Linked DNA regions of Homo sapiens: region 1 is linked to region 2. The links are chromatin contacts, found by Hi-C or POLR2A ChIA-PET in ENCODE. All regions are on one chromosome and are shown on one strand. Each heading gives the region's core, a stretch centred on a gene start or an enhancer-like site at or near the end of the contact. The rest is flanking DNA. Distances are from core to core; before and after follow the strand shown.

The links. Hi-C counts contacts between places; a loop is a spot of excess contacts on that map. ChIA-PET counts read pairs that join two places held with the same protein, here RNA polymerase II (POLR2A).
Region 1: a map of HepG2 shows a loop between it and region 2 (5-fold over the local background). The contact joins two enhancer-like sites. A Hi-C loop is called at or near these places in 3 of 168 maps with a recorded cell type or tissue (A673, HepG2 and PC-3). POLR2A ChIA-PET finds 5 or more read pairs at or near these places in 1 of 52 experiments (HepG2).

What each region holds. Positions count from the first base shown.
Region 1 is chr17:68,817,887-68,821,326 of GRCh38, forward strand. No RefSeq gene overlaps it. Among named protein-coding and RNA genes, the nearest start is that of ABCA8, 140 kb to the right of the region's middle. Within about 2 kb of position 1,750, at least 2 of the 41 ENCODE cell types and tissues checked have a DNase peak (open chromatin) inside an H3K27ac peak, as active enhancers do.
Region 2 is chr17:68,907,296-68,911,079 of GRCh38, forward strand. ABCA8 (ATP binding cassette subfamily A member 8) reads right to left here. Exons shown (of 40, transcript NM_001288985.2): 18 at 445-584. Among named protein-coding and RNA genes, the nearest start is that of ABCA8, 46 kb to the right of the region's middle. Within about 2 kb of position 1,861, at least 21 of the 41 ENCODE cell types and tissues checked have a DNase peak (open chromatin) inside an H3K27ac peak, as active enhancers do.

The DNA.
Region 1 (3,440 bases), core at 500-2,999, 90 kb before region 2:
ATACCCTCACTTTGCTGCCTGCCAATTACTCCCTGGTGTTCCTGCCACCCTCTGCTGCCGTGTCTTTCAGGAAGTCTATTGCGTGAGGCTGCAACTGGCTGTGAAATCTAGTGAATAATATCCTGAGACAGCTGAGCCCATTAAATAACTCTTAAAAATGTACTCCAGGTTTGTTCTGATAGTTAGCTGGCATTATCCCCCGGCCCATGTATTAGGGCACTCACCCACACTAAGTTCTGATCTTACATTTTCTCCCCTCCTCTCCACTCCACTCTGCTTAGTGAGAAATTCTTGACGAGATCTTGAGCCATCAGCTCAGTCCAAGAAAACTTCAATTTGCTAGCCTGAATCTCTGTTTCTAGCCCTTAATTTTTTACTTGAAGCCATTCTAAGATTTTAATAGGGTAACATGTTTCCTTAACTCATGGGGGATGAGGGGGGCCTCTCCGCATGTCTAAATTACCGAGAGTGATAAACATTTCAGTCCCTGTGATGCCATCTGCTTTCTGCTCTCCAGAAGTTGTTTCTAATTTGTTTTTTGGTACTCTCATTTTGTTTCCCGACAATGCTCCAGAAGTTTTCTTTGTTTTTATGTTTTTGGATTTCTGTATTATGGAGAGGGATGGGGTGCTAAAAAGTTTCTCACTTTGCCATCTTAAAACTGAAAAGCTACCTTCTCTGATGGGTTCTGTGAGTTGTATAAATGTATCATTTGAATCCAGTGGTTTGAGAAATATGATCTCATCCAAGCAGCCCAAACTCAAAGCCTGGTCCACTTTCTGCCCATACGACAGGGGCGAGTGACTGCAACACACACCCCAGCTGTCTCACATGTAGCATGGAAATTGATCATTGTTCAGAGTAAATGAAGTCCTATTTTCAAAGTCACTTAGCACACTGCCTGAGACATTGTGGGTGCAGGCTGGAAGGAGGTTTTACTGGACAATTTGAATACAGTCATGCAGTGGGGAAGTTCACCCATATCTTTTCTCCTATGCTGCTCAGAATGAAGAGGTTGGTGTCTCCACTTCCTAGAGTGTTTTGTGGGTCAAGGTTTGCTCCTATGGAGGGCTTCCAGTCCTGCCATTTGGTCCAGTCCATGTGTCTCTAAACCTGGGGAATCTTTATCAGGTCAAAGCTAGAATTTTCCTTTTTTTTTTTTTTTTCCTGGTACCAGGTAGCTGTCAGCAGCACAGGTTTACATGTTCCTAGTACCTTTTGTTATTTGGTACTCTCATCTTGTTTTCCAGCAGTGCTTCAGAGGTTTTCCCTGTTTTTCTATGTTTGCATTTCTGTATTATGAAAAAGGATAGAATGCTAAAAAAATTTCAATTTTTCTCAATTTCTAGTTCCAATAGAAATAAATTTACTTATTCCCCCAAATTTCCCATGCCAAGAGATTTAAAATTGAGTACCTTTCTTAAAAAGAGAAAAATGTCTAGGATGGATGGAGTATACTGGAAGGCCGAGGTGGATCAGCTAGGCCTGGACCTCACAGATGGTCCCATCTGAGCCACAGAAACTATGATTGGGACAGGTGTTTTTTTCCCAAGGAAAATCAGAAGGGTGAATGAATGCTTGGCAGGAAAAAACAACAGGCATCCATTACATGCACTATCTTCCTTTTCTGTTTGTGGTGGCCATCTGAAGTCAGGGGGAGCACTAGGGACCCTCATTAGCGTCTTTGAATGCCCTCCTTACAAGAACGTGATGCCAGTCCATGCCACGTGAAAGCTGAGGTCAAACGTTGTGGACAGATGTCCTGTGTGCACTGTCCTGGTGCAGCTGCCAAAATCCTTTGATTTATCCCAAGCCAACTGTCTAGTTATTTTCCTTACTGGCCATTCGCTACTCACTGGGGGGTTTCCCAGGGATGTTCCATCTATTTTCTTCTATTTACTTTCTGTGTTAAATCTCTTATTTTCCTCCATCTGACATAACTTACACAACATCATTACTGACTTATTAATGCCACTTTTCTGATTCTTAGTGCTAATGACTTTCTTCTTTTTATATTTTTTGGTCAATTCTATGGATTCTGAGAGAAAGCAAATTTAAATATGCAAAATTGAATTGCCATGTTATATTTAAACTCACACTTAAAACCTGTAATCATCTTCACTTTGTGTTCAGTATTTCTTCATACTCTGTTTTGCCATTTTATGCCATATGCTCTGATCAGCACACATATACTCAGATTGCTAAGTACCAGTCATGACTATTCTAATTTATTTGAACCAAGGGGCATTGAGAAAAGACCATGAATGATGCTCCCAAACCATCACGATCCTTGTAAGAATCCTTAAGGCAATAACTTTCAATGTGAAGTTGATTCTAACTTGCCTAGTTGTTCAATAAATATTAAATGGTAATGATTCCAAAGAAACCATGTTGTTGGTAATCTCATCCTATTTAATATTGTATCTCTGCAATCATGTATGAGTAAATTCTTCAAAAATCAAATTTAGTATTTTCATAATATTGCTGAAATTATAAACCACTGTGTTATTGTGTCTTTCCACTTAGTTTCATTTTTCAACAATAGCACACTAAAATGAAATATCATTCTGAAATAACTAAAAAAAGGTAGCAATAATTATTGTTTGTTCCTTTGGAAAAAATATTTTTAGAAGGTGAGATAACTTAGGTTTGAAGTTTTCCTCCGAATGTTTACAAGAGGGAACATGGGGTCCGAACTGTTGTAGACAATAGACAAATAGGTTTCTCGGCGGCCAGAATCTGATTACGGTGAAAACAGAACCTTACTGTGGGAACTGGAGAGAGCAGTGCCTCTTGAACTTAAGCAAGTGAGTGTATTTTAGCCCAAGATAAACAAAGTCATTGCAGGGTTTTGACCTGAAAATGAGGTTAGAGATAATACTATAATATTTCAGTTGTACAAATCAAGACATAAACATGTTCCATCCTCTGCAGTTGCATGAAGCAATATATGTGCTTGTTCAAACAACAGACCAACCTGCCTGGGTTGGAATCCCGGCTCTGCTTTTACAAACTGTGTATAATAGATAACATTGATACCTGCCTTGATCTCCTTTTCTGGGTCAGTGCACGCATCTCCAGCTGCAATGAATTTTGTTTGCTCTTGGCTCTTAGCCGCTCTCTTCCAATAATTGCCTTGGGCCAAATCGGAGCCATCTCATCATCCCCCATGATGGCAAGCGACCATTGACTAAGTGACATGCAGGGTACAAAGACCAGCACACGGGCCTTAAGTGACACCAACTCTGTGTCGCAATCCACTCTCCAGAGCTCCAGGCTGAATCTGTTCTCCATCCTAGACCATTCCTTGCTTAGTTTTTTCCTCCTTATCTGCCTTGCTTCCTTTACTCTCCTTCTCTGAGAGTGTTCCGTCAGTAAATCACTTTCATAAGAATCCTTACATTAGGAGCTGCTTCCAGGGCACCCAAACTAAGCCAGTT
Region 2 (3,784 bases), core at 611-3,110:
TGTTAAGGAACAAGTTCCCTGAACAACAAACATAGTTAGTAAACTTTTATGCGTTAGCCTGAAAAACCCAAAGTTATTGCAAAAGTCTCACCGAGACAGATAGCCACATCACAGGGCTGTTTAATGTAGTGCATAAGCCAGAGGTTTTCAACCATTTGGGTTTGTGTACATTTATGAATACTAGAATATTATGTTACACACTACTAGGGAAGAAGGACTAAAAGAAGCCCTCTAAAATGCCCAGGCATTACAATACAACTATTAGAATGTAATTCTATTTCCCACTATACAGAAAATAATTCAGTTATTGTACTATTCTTTTGATTATGTTTCAGTACCTGAGCATACTGTAAGACATTGATAAATGTTAGTTGTAATGATAATAATTATGATGATGATGACTATTATTCACATATTTTATTTCACAGTGTTCATGCACATTACCTGGAAATTTATTTGTTCTTTCTAAGGGTAATGTATAAATAAGTTTTCCTTCGCTTTTGGCTGATAATTTGGCATCAGGGATGTGCTGTTTAACAAGTGATGTTATGTTTTCCTCAACACATATTTCATTTAACTGCAAGCTGGCATTCAGAAAAAAAAAAAAAGACATATGTTACTCGACATAGTCTCCAATAGCAAGAAAATAATTAACTAGTCTCTATAGGACAAAGAAAATCAATTAAAATCTAATGCCAGAAATAGGTCAGACAAACACAAAATAAGAGGACAAAAACCCAAGAAATAAGAGGACAAAAACCCAGCCAAATCATATAAATGTGATGGACAAAAGAAAAGAATGAGCTAATGAGAGTTACTGGTGAGGTTACTCAGGAGTAGTGCCCAGAGAAGTTTCATATTGATTGAAGCTCCTGAAGAGAGGGTGGTCACAGAGTGGAAAATACCAGGGTTGCAGTACAGCAAAGGTCAGGACTATGCAAAATGGATAACGTTGCAGTTGAAGGTTCAGTTTTAAGCTGACTAAATAGAATTGTTGTATCGCTTCAAAGGAACAAGAGACTTGTGAGAAGTATAGATGCCAAACAGTTTCAGTTACTCAATGTAGTCATCCAATGCAAATTTACTAAGTTCTTAGTATGTGACAAACATCATACTTAGTGTTGAGGATACAATGGTGACTAAAGCAGCATTATTCTGCTCTTATGGAGTTCATTGTCTAGTGCGGGCGTCAGGAAGAAAACATGTAGACAACCAGATGAGTAAAATAATTATCAATAGTAGTAAGTGCTATGAAGGAAACTGGATTATAGATAGAAACTAATAATGGATGAATGTGGTTTGCTTTTCTTGTAATGCTAAGCCCAGAACTTTGAATAAGAACAAAGTATCATTGAGAAAATCAGTCTATCCATTGAAAAATACCACAGCTATTTCTCCATTATAGAGAAACAGACAAACACAATATTCTATTAATTGAGGTTATAAATTATACAGTGGGCAAAATATCAGTAGTGACTTGGCTTTGAAATATTGTTTTAGCATCTGGAACGTGTTATTTAACTTATCTAAACAGTTACTTTATTAGAAAACTGGAATAATGATTCCCAGCCTCTAGGGTTATTCGAACAATGGAATAATAGTGAAGTTTGCACTTGACAAGCCCTTAAAAATGGTAGCAATTTTATTTGACCAAATGCATAAGTCAAAAATTATTCCACTGACACATAAGTCATGTATGAACTTAAAAGAATATATGCTATTTTTTTAGAAGTAGTGAAATCCACTGGAAGAGTGAAGCAAAAAATGTCGTAGCTGTTTTCCATGATGCTGACTCCTGAAATGAAAACAATTTAAGAATTATTCCTTGGCCACTTGTAGGAACTTGTGCTGAGTGCTGGGGCGGAATGAATGAGTCATGCAGAAAGTCATTCCTTGAGGAACTTGAAGCTTGAAAGGGGAGGTTGTAAAACTTTTTCTGTAAAATGTGTACTAGATAGTAAATTTTCTAGGCTTTGTAGGCTGTTAGAACTCTGTTGAAACTCTTCCACTCTGCTGTTGTAACATGGAGACAGCCAGAGCAGTGTGTAAAAGAAAGGGCATGACTGGGCTCCAACCAAACTGTATTTACAGAAAGAGGAAGTAGGCTGGATGTGGCTCATGAGCTATAATTTGTTGGCCCTTAGATTAGAAGAAAATAAGGCAATTGCACAAATAGGAGTCCATGAATGGACTCGCAAATTGGGCAGGGATCCTGACTAGCACTTTTTATTTTGAAAACATGTTATGTTTCCATGCAGTGTGCCAGGCAGTCTCTTATTTATTTTTCTATAACCTTTACTTGTAAGTAGGAATTGCTACTCTCACTTTGTAGGTGGAAACACTGACTTTCAGATAGTTTAATTAATTTCCAAGAAGAGATGCAAACAAAGTGCTATAAGAAATAAAAAAAAATTGGGACATTACACAGAACTGGAAAAATATCTACATGAGATATTTTTCAAATAACTTTCTAGGACTTAAACAAGTGCAGATGAGTTAAGGAAACTGTCATCCTATTTTCTTTGTATTGTTGTCATGATAGGTTTGTTTTCTTTCTTAAGTATAGATGGTATAAATTTACAAAAACGACCAATCATGTAACAAAAACAGTAGTTTAAAATATGGATTTGACTACTAGATTTAGAATTTAAAAATATTCAGGTTCAATTTCTGATTCCAGCACTTCTTAATCTAGGGAGTCTGTAATTTCATCTGTAAAATAAAAGTAACAACACTTCTATTTTAAACAATAGAAGATTTAGGAGGGGAGGTAGAGCAAGGTGGCCAGATAGAACCCTCCAGAAATCTTCCCATCCCCCAGGAACACCAAATTGAACAACTGTCCACACAAGGAAGCACCTTCATAAGAACAAAAAAATCAGGTGAGCAATGATAGTGGTTTTAACATCATATAAGGAAAGAAGCACTGGAGAGGATAGGAAAGACAGTCTTGAATTGCTGACACAACTTCCCATCCTTGGCAGCAGCTGTGTGGCACAGAGAGAGAATGTTGTATGCTTGGGGGAGGGAGAGGACAGTCATTGTGGGACTTTGCATTGGAACTCAGTGTTGCCTGTCACAGTGACAAGCAACGTAGGGCAGAATTCGGCCACTGCCCACAGAGGGAGCATTTAGACCAGCCTTAGCCAGAGGGGAAGCATTCATCCCACTACCATGGACTAAAGTGCTCTGGGGATCTAAATAAACGTAGGACCACAGGGACTGAAATTCCTGGGCAAGTCCTGATGCTGTTCTGGGCTCAAAGCCAATGGACTTGGGGTGCAAAAGACCTCGAGAGACACCAGCTGGAGCAGCCAAGGGAGTGCCTGTTTCACCCCCTCCCCCAACACCAGACAGTGCAGCTCGCTGTTCCAGGAGAGACTCCCTCCTTCTGTTGAGGAGAGGAGAGAGGAGTAAATAGGATTTTGTTTTCCAACTTGCATACAAGCTCAGCCACAGCAGAATAGGACACCAGGCAGAGTTCTGAGGACCCCATTCCAGGCCCTTGCTCCCAGATGACATTTTTAGACATACCCTAGGCCAGAAGGGCACCTGCTGCCTTGAAGAAAAAGACCCAGTTCTGGCAGAATTCATCACCTCCTGACTAAAGAACTTTTGGGCCTTGAATAAACACCAGGAGTAGCCAGGCAGTACTTGCCACAGGCCTTGGGTGAGGCCCAGTGCTCTGCTGGCTTCAGGTTTGACCTAGCACATTCCCAGCTGTGATGGCTGTGGGGAGAGACTTTCTGCCTGAGGAAAAGAGAGGGAAGAGTAAAGGGGACTT